Regions from separate parts of the Homo sapiens genome. Here all the other regions are linked to region 2. A link is an interaction called in ENCODE POLR2A ChIA-PET data of the cell type or tissue named here. Cell type or tissue: GM12878. All regions are shown on one strand.

Region 1 (4,000 bases), 210 kb before region 2:
CCCTTGGCCACATATGCTTGTGGCCACAATTGCATTTCATGGTTGGTTTCTTGTAAGCCCAGGCATAACTTCTCTCAGGATGGTGGTTTCCTATCTTAAGCACTTGGTTGGTATCTTTCAGCTTATATCCTCTGGGCTTTCTCAGCTATGCTGGCATTTCACCTGTGGCCTGAAGTGAACACTGCTAAGAAGTGTGGGGTATTTAAAAATGGAAAATAAGGCCGGGTGCGGTGGCTTACACCTGTAATTCCAGCACTTTGGGAGGCTGAGGTGGGTGGATCACGAGGTCAGGAGATTGAGTCCATTCTGGCTAACACAGTGAAACCCCATCTCTACTAAAAATACAAAAAATTAGCTGGGCGTGGTGGCAGGCGCCGGTAGTCCCAGCTGCTCGGGAGGCTGAGGCAGGAGAATGGCGTGAACCCAGGAGGCGGAGCTTGCAGTGAGCTGAGATCCCGCCACTGCACTCCAGCCTGTGAGACTCCGTCTCAAAAAAAAAAAAAAAAAAAAGGAAAATATATCACCCCTGGGGACAACTTTAAACAAAGAAATAAGAGCTGCCAACTCCTCTTCTTCAGGTGGACAATGCTGGAAGACGTTCTGTATGCTTCTTAGAGGTCTGAGCAGACTTGAGGCTTTACAGAAGTAAGGTCAATAATAAGCTCTTACATTTGCACTTTTCCTGCCTGCCTCTCCCCACTCCTTCATTCCTGCTTACTGAGATGACCTCCAAACCAAGCCACATGCTCTTACATCCTTGTCTGAGGCTCTGCTTTCAGCGGAACAAAATTAAAATATTTTCCACAAATACATAAAAAGACCAATAATTGGGTGATTTTTAATCAATTTAAATTTAATTTTTAAATTTTTAAAACAAACCTGTCCTCAATTCTGTTGCTCTCATTTTCATTATCATCATAACCATTATCATCATCTTCATAACTCATGGAAAAGTAAATAAAATACGCAAAAATATTTAAAGGTCATATGTAAAGAGTTTTATGCCAGACTTGGAGGCTTAGCAAATGGCCTTTTATTTTGGGGAAATCAGAAAATAGAAGACCTGCAAGGGACATTAGATTAAAACTTGTGTCTGACTTTGACTGGAAGAGATTAAAAAAAGGGAAACATTGCTTACATAGAAAACATTTGCCCTATTAATTGCTGTATCTACTGATGATGTATATTTATCTCGGATGCATATTTATCTGCTTGATCTACTGATGATCCTACTATTGTAGGGAAAAAATAGGGCAATTCAAAAAGGATATTTAGATACAATCATTATCTAAAGCTCTTAATCACAATAAATGTATTAAAAATTTTGAACTCCTAGGAGTGTGATGATAAAATACATGTTATAGAACTGTCTCCATTTATGTTGTAGCTAATTTTTTCACCTAATTCATACCCAGATGTTCCCAGATACATGACAACATTTGGGCCTCTTTATAGTCTTTCTCCTGATATGATATGATATTAAGGCAAAAACAGCTCTAACGTTCACATTATCTCTATTGTGGCCTATTATTAATTCAGGAAATGTGATCATATAATTAATGTATTTCTAAAACAAAGCTTCATTGTAATCTGCTTTCAGTGTCATCATAATTTCAAAACATGTTATTGAAAGGTACTATGGTATAAATGGTTAATTTTGACCAAAAAAATTCAAAATCAACCTCTGTGCTCTAATGGGAGAAGGAAGGAATTCCCAAGAGTTTTTGTTAATACGTTAAATACTACATTTCTTTTGAACTTCCCCAGTGCCTTCTTATGGTAAATAGCTACTTGAACAGAGGTATAGTTTCTATTCCTGTTAAAGTATGAGTCATATCAAAATCTAATCAAGTAAGTGAAAGGTAAAAATGTCATCACACTTCTAAAATTGCTGTCAATATTTCACACCTGTATGGAAAGCAGATAGATGTCTAAGCAGCAGCTTGATAACATTCCAAACTGCAACCTCTAATTAACTCACCTTTTGAATTATTAGCGAGACTCCACTGCGACCCATGCAGCCTTTGGCAGGGAGCCTGACAACAAAATGCATGTCTAAAATACCAAGGAGGGGGAGAAGTGCTATATTATTTGGCACAAATATTATCATCCACCTGTGAAGAGGGAATATGCTTTTCCACTTTGCTTATTATAGATGATTTACTAGTTATATGCTCTTGGCTTCATCTCCATAAATTATACTATAATCATTCAGCCTAAGGGATAATGGTAAAACTATGGTTGATATACTCAATACGGTAGGGAAAGTTAATTAAATTAGATAAAAATATTTCAATGATATTTACATGCTCTCAATATTTAGAGTCTGATACAAACCATGAAATTTGTATGGAAGAGTCTATAGAGCATACAGTTTGTATTATGAGACTAAAGCTGACTTAGACACATCTGGAACTTGGAACAGAGAAAACCCATGTCATGTAATAATTTGATAATGCAAGTATTTGAGGATTTAGTTTGTCTCTTGATAAATTAATAAGGAGGCTTCACTACAAATACAGTGTGAGAAAGTGGTGGTCACTAAAGTTCTATGAGGCTGATTATTTTAAACAGCTTAGAATGATAAAATCACTTACTTGAGGCAATGCACATCGTGTAAGTCTTTTTGTAATATTTTTTCTTCAAAAGTGGCTGGAACTAATTTTTTTTTTATTTTTCCACCAGTAGTAATTCTTTTGTTAATCTATTAAAGGAAATCTAAGAGCATCTATTGTATTGAGAAAATGTTTATTATGAGTGCTAGAGATTCAGTCATATACCAAATATTAATACTCTAGTAACAAAATGTTTTACTAGTATATATGAACATGATTAAAATGACAACCCCAGAGAAAACTAGCAAGGTGTTATTTTGATAGGTTTCTTTGAAAGGAGAAGGAGATGATGTAACCTAATATATTTTATAAGAAATGATACAAACTAAAACTATATATTCCTTTTATTCTCCCTCCCCATCCCTCCCCCACTCCTTCCCTCTCTCCTTTCTTTCTTTCCTTCCTTCCTTCCTTCTTTCCTTCCTTTCTTCCTTCCTCCCCTCTTCCTCCCCCTTCCTACCTTCCTCTCTCCCTCCCTCCCTTCATTCCTTCCTCTCTTCCTCCTTCCCTTCATTCCTTCCTCTCTTGCTCCTTTCCTCCTTTCTTCTCATCCTCCTTCCCTCCTTTCCTCCCTCCTTTCCTTTTATTGTATTATCTATATAGCAATGATAACTATTATTATGATCATTTCTTTTTCTTAAGATTTTCCATTTTAATTTTATTTATTTATTTTTATTTCAATAGTTTTTGGGGTATAAGTGGTTTTTTATTACATGACAAGTTACATGGTGTTGAATTCTGAGATTTTAGTGTACTGGTTACCCAAGTAGTGTGCATGGTACCCCATATGTAGTTTGTATCCCTCACCTCCTCCCATCCTCCCCCTTCTGAGTATTCAAAGTCCATTATACCACCCTGTATGCCTTTGCATACCCATAGCTTAACTCCCACTTATAAGTGAGAATATGAGGTATTTGATTTTCCATTCTTGAGTTACTTCACTTAGAATAATGGCTTCCAGATCTATCCAAGTTGCTGCAAAAGCATTTTTTCCTTTTTATGGCTGAGTAGTATTCCATGGTGTGTATATACCACATTTTCTCTATCTACTCGTTGGTCAGTGGGCACTCAGGTTGGTTCTGTATCTTTGCAATTGTGAATTGTGCTGCAATAAACATACAATGTGCATGAGTGTTTTTCATGTAATGGCTTCTTTTCCTTTGGGTAGATACCCAGTAGTGGGATTGCCAAATCGAATGCTGAATTGAACAGATCTACTTTTTGTTCCTTAATTAATCTCCATACTGTTTTCCATAGAGGTTGTACTAATTTACATGTCCACCAGCATCATATAAGTGTTCACTTTTCCTTATATCCATGCCAACATCTATTGTTTTTTGAGTTTTTAATAATGGCCATTGTTGCAGGAGTAAGGTGATATCTCA
Region 2 (4,000 bases):
AATAAGTGAGAACACGCGGTGTTTGGTTTTCTGTTCCTCTGTTAGTTTGTTGAGAATGATGGTTTCCAGCTTCCTCCATGTCCCTGCAAAGGACATGAACTCATCCTTTTTCATGGCTGCATTGTATTCCATGGTGTATGTGTGCCACATTTTCTTTATCCAGTGTATCATTGATGGGCATTTAGGTTGGTTCCAAGTCATTGCTATTGTGAATAGTGCTGCAATAAACCTATGTGTGCATGTGTCTTTATAGTAGAATGATTTATAATCCTTTGGGTATATACTCTGTAATGGGATTGCTGGGTCAAATGGTATTTCTGGTTCTAGATCCTTGAGGAATTGCCACACTGTCTCCCACAATGATTGAACTAATTTGCACTCCCACCAACAGTGTCAAAGCATTCCTATTTCTCCACATCCTCTGCTTTATAGCATCCTCTGCTTTATAGGTGTTAACCTATATTGTTTTAAGGGTTCATTGACTGCCTAATAAATATCTTCTCAAAGTCTGGACAAAAACATTCTCAAAAAAAGTATATGTTCCTTTCTCTGTCCCTAGACAATAAACCACTTGAGGATAAATCTGTGTGTATATTACTTGTGAGTCCTCAGAGCCTACCACATTGCTTGGAACATAATAGGCACCCATTTATATTTTTAAATAAATGAATGGAATCATCAAATCTACTACCAAAGTGGTATGTTGGAAAAATGTTATTAATAATTAAGGTGGATAACAGGGAAGGAAGATTAGTACGTGGTTCTACTTCTGACTTCATATAACTGCCTGAATGTCCATTTTAGTAGTTGTCAAAAATTCAGTTAAACTGTTTTGTGTTCCATGTATAAATGGAATCATGTAGTATTTGTCTTTTTGTGCCTGGCTTACTTCATTTAACATAATGTCCTCCAGTTCATCCATGTTGTTGCAAATGATAAGATTTCACAGAAATAGGGAGTAAAACAGTGGTTACCAGAGGCTGGGGAGTAGGGGATAGGAGATTGGGAAGATATTGGCCAAAGGAAACAAAATTTCAGTTACAAAGGATAAATAAGTTTAAGAGATTTATTTTACATATCATATTGCATATTAAAAAATTGCTAAGAGAGAAGGTTTTAATGGTTCTCACCACACACACAAAAAAAGTATGTAAGGTAAATAGATTGATTTGAGATATATATATATATCTCAAAAACATCATATTTTACATCACAAACATACAACTTTTATTTGTCAATTAACAGTATAAAAACAATGAATAACAATTCAAGTTTGCACAATTAAATCACTATCTCTGGTAGAATTGATGAAGCCTAGATTTCTAAATTAAAAATTATTATATTAAATGAGTTTGTAACCAAAATGGCTAAAACAGACTTAGAGTCCAAGTCTGTAGGACACAAAATCACCTGCATTTTTCACTACAACAAAATGGAATGAGAGTACAGAATTGAGCAATGTAACTGTCAATCACTGAGCAGTGACAGCAGTGGTCACAGTGGTCGGCTCCATTGAACCTTCTGGGGAGAGTTGCATGACAAAATGCTGTACTCTCTCTGACCTTCATTTGGAAAGCCATGAGCCTTGTCAGGCTTGGCTAGAAGACGTTCCCTCCAATTTGTGCGAGGGGCCCTCAGAATGTACTAGTATTATCAGAAAACACCCAAGCCACAGGAAATATAACTCTCAAGTAAGAAGAACACATCTAAGTAACAATAGCAGCACCTTAAATTTGAAAGCTCGCATTTACCTAAGCAGCACTTTCATCTAAAACAAAAGAAATTTGGAGGGTATTTTTAGTAATGGTCCTGGTCAAAGAAAAGCATCTGCTTTCATGATTTCAAGCAGCAAATCTACTTTTGTGAATATGCTGTGGGGGCTTGAAAGGATCTCTCAACAGACTCATACATGTTAAACTGCCTGATGCTTAATGTTAGGCTTATCTTTTTTTTTTTTTTTGATAAATTCTCCTTGGGATGCTTCTCCTACTCATCAAAGTTTGAAAATTCATCTTGAAGAGATCACAGTTCTTAACCCAGGTTTTAAATCTAATCAGATGACAGAACCTAGAAATTCATTAACAGTGACTCACAAATCCTCTCCTATTCCTTTTTTTTTTTTTTCTGTTGCCCTTCTAGCACCTGTGGGTTCCTCACTTTACTGTGATTTACCACACACACACACCAAAATCTGGATTGGGCTTTGCTATCTCTCATGTTTCCTCTGGCTTATCCATCTTACAAGTCACTACCTGACATAATTGCATAAATGGCAACTCCAATTACACAATTACCGTCTTCAAAAGGTCTTTTACCTTATAAGGTGAAATGCAAGTTAGCTCATCATTTTCATTTTCAACTCACTTTTCTCACCTTAAGTTTTTAAGGCATTGTATGCTCTTGTCAAATAGGTCTCCTCACTGTTTTTCCTATGGATGTCATATTGATTATTGGCTTGGCATTGTTTCTTTCTCTAACTCATTCCTTTTTATGGCTGAGTAGTATTCCATCAATTCCTATATATATATATATATATATATATATATATATATATATATAGGAATTCCATATATATGGTGGAATATATATATATTCCATGTGATATATATATATATCGCAATACATATATATTCCATGTGATTTATATATATATATGATGGAATATATATATATATAATCCATGTGATATGTGTGTGTTTGTGTATATATATATGTGTGTGTGTGTGTGTGTGTGTGTGTGTGTGTGTATCACAATTTCTTTATCCACTCATTGATTTTATGTGCCTTGGTCTATTTTTCTTTATTTTCTTTATTTTTTATTTTTATTTTTCCATAGGTTATTGGGGTACAGGTGGTGTTTGCTTACATGAGTAAGTTCTTTAGTGGTGATTTGTGAGATTTTGATGCACCCATCACCTGAGCAGTATACACAGCACCCTATTTTTAGTCTTTTATCCCTCACTCCCCTCCCACTCTTCTCTCCAAGTCTCCAAAGTCCATTGTATCATTTTTATGCCTATGCGTCCTCACAACTTAGCTCCCACATATCAATGAGAATATACAATGTTTGGTTTTCCATTCCTGAGTTACTTCACTTAGAATAATATTCTCCAATTTCATCCAGGTCGCTGCAAATGCTATGATGGAATTCCATATATATGATGGAATATATATATATTCCATGTGATATATATATATTCCATGTGATATACATATATGATGGAATATATATATTCCATGTGATATACATATATGATGGAATATATATATTCCATGTGATATACATATATGATGGAATATATATATTCCATGTGATATACATATATGATGGAATATATATATTCCATGTGATATACATATATGATGGAATATATATATTCCATGTGATATACATATATGATGGAATATATATATTCCATGTGATATACATATATGATGGAATATATATATTCCATGTGATATACATATATGATGGAATATATATATTCCATGTGATATACATATATGATGGAATATATATATTCCATGTGATATACATATATGATGGAATATATATATTCCATGTGATATACATATATGATGGAATATATATATTCCATGTGATATACATATATGATGGAATATATATATTCCATGTGATATACATATATGATGGAATGTATATATATTCCATGTGATATATATATGATGGAATATATATATTCCATGTGATATATATATGATGGAATATATATATTCCATGTGATATATATATATGATGGAATATATATATTCCATGTGATATATATATGATGGAATATATATATTCCATGTGAGATATATATATGATGGAATATATATATTCCATGTGATATATATATATGATGGAATATATATATTCCATGTGATATATATATATGATGGAATATATATATTCCATGTGATATATATATATGATGGAATATATATATTCCATGTGATATATATATATGATGGAATATATATATTCCATGTGATATAT
Region 3 (4,000 bases), 430 kb before region 2:
TTATCCTAGTAAATCCTTAAAAAACTTTAAGAGGTGGGTGATTTTATAATTCCCATTTTACAGATCCTGGTACTGGGGCTTTCTGGTCATTAAAACACCTGCCTAAAACCACTAATCAGTAAATGGGAGGCTGGCTTTTGAACCCAGTTTTGGTCGTTGTTCTTAATCATTATTCTTTATTGTTTATGGACATGTTTGTCTAATAGCATAATATGTAGAATCAAAGAAATGATATTAAGTGTGGAAATGGAGTCTCCAAACTCTTTATGCTTGTTTAAACGATCTTCTCTCTCGAGAGTGTATCTTCATCCTTTCATGCTTTTTCTCTCTCTCTGCTCTCCCACACCGATGCTCCCCACACCGTACACACATACACACACACACACTCACACCGTTGGAGTTCTGGTCTAACACTTACTTCATAGAGCAACCTAAAAGGCATAATGTGGTTGACCTTGTCCAATAACTGTACCACTTCCTGGGAGTTCATGAAGCTGTTCATGTTTGCAACGAATATACCATCCAGTGACTCTAAAGCTGCTGTTGTTCTTTACAAAGACATGATCCTATAGCCCTGGCTATTTCAAGATCAGTGTCCGCAGTTGTTTCAAGACATGGCATTGGGCTGTGATGAACCACATCAGTTTCTCAAGTGTAAGGAGGTAAGTTAGCATCTAAAACAATTCTGTCGCCCATGTGTAGTCAAAACAAGTTAAAAGTGCACTTGCTTTCACGATACCAAATACTTTGAAGCAAGAAGGAAGCTCAGACAGGAGAGAATCCAAAAACAATGAAAACGGAAGGAAAAAACACTGAAGTCAAGAATTCTCTGATTTTTTTGAAGCTATAAAATGAGAGAAGCGGAGGGAAAAAATCACATAACGCTCACTCTAAATCAAGCAAGATCAAACAGTCTTGGAAGGGATATTGCCGATTCATTTCAACCCAAGAGTCATAGGGAAACAATTAATGGGTACTGAGTATCTTACTCAGCCTTCTGCAAATCTATCAATGTCGTCACGGATTTTTTTTTTTTTTTTTTTTTTTTTTTTTTGGTTTATGTAAAGGGGGAAATATTCAAACATGAAATGAAAGAAAAAAATAGTCAAAATTATTTACTTTAACTTCTAACCTATATAGAGTCTAAGTGAACTTCCAATAAATACTAGAAATAAAAAAAAGATTCACTTAAAAATAGACAAATTTGTTAGATTTCATTTAGTTAAGAAAAATCATCCAGAATAAATTAGGTCTGGATTTATATAGTACCTTTTAAAGATATTAATGTTAACTGTAATAGAAGGGTGAAAAGATCTACTTTTTTAACCACATAAACCTTTACAAAAAGACCACCCAACAACTTAATAAGGCTCCTCAAATATGGATGAAAATCCGGTACCTTAAAGAAGTAATTGTTTTAATGGTTAACAGAGTTTAAAATTTCCCAAATTCTTGACCAGAGAATTACTTACTAGGCGAACCTCTAATAGAGTCAACGTTTTAATCGGGTATAGTTTTATCATACTTAAATGGCAAGATAGCGAATTTTCTATTTTAAAATTTCTATTCCATACATATGTTCAATAGTTGAAACTTTACAATGTATCTGACAATACCAACGGGTATGATTCAAATGACCCTACTGTTCCAGAGAATTTCCAAGAAAATAAAGAAATCTCTTACAATAGCCTAAATAGAAGCATAGTTTTAATTTGAATTTTTAAATGTGTGTAATTTTCTAACAAATAAATGTCAGAAAGTATTGACTCATATATATATTAGCATTTACAAAACAAAGTTTAACATCTTTTTCCTCCCTTGCTAATGGGTCTTGAAAAAGTGCCAGGTGTAGGAATATGCCATTGTTATCATATTCTTATAAGCTGCCTTATACATTTTTTAAGATCTATGTTGTATTAATTTCTTAACAATTTATCGGGAACATTTGCATTCACAGAAAAATAAATGCTTGATATTTAAACATAATTAAAATTATCATTCTTATCTATTTAAGTTTCAAGAGAAATAAAATTAAATTACACTTAACTGTTGGTCTAATTTGGTAAATTTCATATAGGCAATTAATAATTAGTGTAGTGGGTTAACAACTAAGCTAACATTTATACACTATTCATATACTGTTAAATCAATAATTTAGTTTAAAAATAAAATTAGAACAAATATTTATTAAGTGGTAACACTTTCTCCTGAAGGCTCCCATTTAATACATTTCTAAAGAAGAAGGCTAGTTTTAGAAAGGTGTGCTGGCAATAATCTGATTGCACCTCATACAAATGAGAATTCTACTGATTGAAAGGAGCCATGGCAGCTAGAAATTATTTTTTAATAGGATTTTTTAAAAATCACATGGGTAACAGTTGAAAATGTAACTGGTAATTAAAGCCTGCTTCTTAACAAAGTTTTACTTTATTTTTTAAGGAGAAGTACAAGCTTTTAGACTATAGTTTCAGATACAAGGAATATTAGTGCAGATATTTAGAAGTCAATTTATTTTGCATGGTATTATACACAGAACTTACACTGTACCTTTCAAATGAAAAGCATAAAACAAATCTGAAAACTAAAAGCTCACATTTTCTCCCCCTGTACTCTCTATTTTGACCTAATAATCATTTAAAGTGTGGGTGTTTATCAATAAAAATTTTTGCAGCACCACACATTGTGGTGGAACGTTGCTATTTCCCGAGATAAGTACAAAAAACCTCAATGCTAATTTGCATCACAAAATGATCTAACATATCTGGAATATAATGCACAAGCTTCATTGAAAAGAAACCATTATATTTTTCTTTTCGAAACAAAAAGTACAGATATCTGATTGGGTCTGGGTGTGCTGGAGGTAGGGGGTGGGGAAGAGGTCTCATTTTCTATCTCACACCTATTGTTTTATGTATTCTAAACTGCTATATGGGAATAAAAAGGAAACATACTGAATCCACTTTGCAGTTAATGTCTTAGTAATTTAAGAGGCAGAATTTTCAAGTTAAAGAAGGGAAACATTATACTTTTCCTTTCCCAAAGGTATTTCCCCTATTTCCCAGGAAGAAGGCCCTCTGTTCCTTACCCTATGTAGGGGGAAATAAAGGACATTAGTTAGGGCTGAAATCACTCCGAGACAGAAGAGGGGAAGTTTATGATGTGGCACTGTGCACAGTATCTGGTCTGCAGCCAGGAAGTTTTCATTTTGTAGCTCTGCTGCCAGTACCTGCCCTGCATATTCAGGAATAAAAATATACCAGAACTCTACCTGAAAAACTGTGGATGTTACAAAGAATTAAAAGAGTTTATTTTTCTTTCTTTATCCTGAGTGTAATTACTGTTTTTTAAAAAGAAAGAGCTGAAACTGTAGTAACTGGAGTTTTTTTTTTTTTTTTTTTTCCTTTTTAAACTCCTCAAACTACCTTCCCACAAAGCCATTTAAGTTAAATGGTACATTTACAGACTCACCTACATGAAGGATATAACTTAAAACATCTGCTTAGACACATACGTTCTGTTCAGATATAAAAAATGTGGCAAAAATTTTTAAAAATATAGGACCACTATATTCTTAAAATGTGTGTTCTTCTGTGTGTGTGTGTTCATTCATTCAAGAGATCTTTGACTGCAATTAGGTAGTCGGTCCTATAAAGGCTTCCTTGTGTGACGATAATTTCTAAAAGTAAAATGCTCCAGTGAATATTTCTGCTAAATAATCATATCTTAAAATTACTTTAAAGAAATTCCAATCCCTCATGTTACATTAAGCAATAATGCCAGTTTTCCATAATATGCCTTAGTTGTACCACCTTATTCAGGGTCGACAATTAATTAGAAGACAAAAAGTATAAATCGCGTGTTTATTAAGTAGCAGACAAATTTCTTTGTCTGTCTCAACATATTTACATTAATGTGTTTATTTTCTAATTTTGAAAATAAATAAGCATATTTAAGCCAAAGCTGCCTGTCTTCGGGGTTTGGGGAAGGATGCACATTCTCT

Evidence for each region. ChIA-PET counts read pairs that join two places held together with the same protein. Peaks named below come from ENCODE experiments on the same cell type or tissue, not always from the same donor. Only the 100,000 strongest peaks of a DNase experiment are listed, where the experiment ranks them.
Region 1: POLR2A ChIA-PET joins it to region 2 with 11 read pairs; 1 of 35 experiments calls an interaction of 5 or more read pairs at or near these places.
Region 3: POLR2A ChIA-PET joins it to region 2 with 6 read pairs; 3 of 35 experiments call an interaction of 5 or more read pairs at or near these places.

What each region holds. Positions count from the first base shown.
Region 1 is chr5:89,095,464-89,099,463 of GRCh38, forward strand. The region is part of intron 4 of MEF2C-AS1 (MEF2C antisense RNA 1); the gene reads left to right. Among named protein-coding and RNA genes, the nearest start is that of MEF2C-AS1, 210 kb to the left of the region's middle. In GM12878, no CTCF peak of the experiment used is centred here; DNase peaks (open chromatin) are centred at 28 and 1,858; H3K4me3 peaks cover 242 bases; H3K27ac peaks cover 745 bases.
Region 2 is chr5:89,307,221-89,311,220 of GRCh38, forward strand. The region is part of intron 7 of MEF2C-AS1 (MEF2C antisense RNA 1); the gene reads left to right. Among named protein-coding and RNA genes, the nearest start is that of LINC02161, 270 kb to the right of the region's middle. In GM12878, no CTCF peak of the experiment used is centred here; a DNase peak (open chromatin) is centred at 1,541; H3K4me3 peaks cover 284 bases; H3K27ac peaks cover 2,285 bases.
Region 3 is chr5:88,872,685-88,876,684 of GRCh38, forward strand. The region is part of intron 1 of MEF2C (myocyte enhancer factor 2C); the gene reads right to left. Among named protein-coding and RNA genes, the nearest start is that of MEF2C, 8.5 kb to the right of the region's middle. In GM12878, no CTCF peak of the experiment used is centred here; no DNase peak of the experiment used is centred here; H3K4me3 peaks cover 2,628 bases; H3K27ac peaks cover 2,372 bases.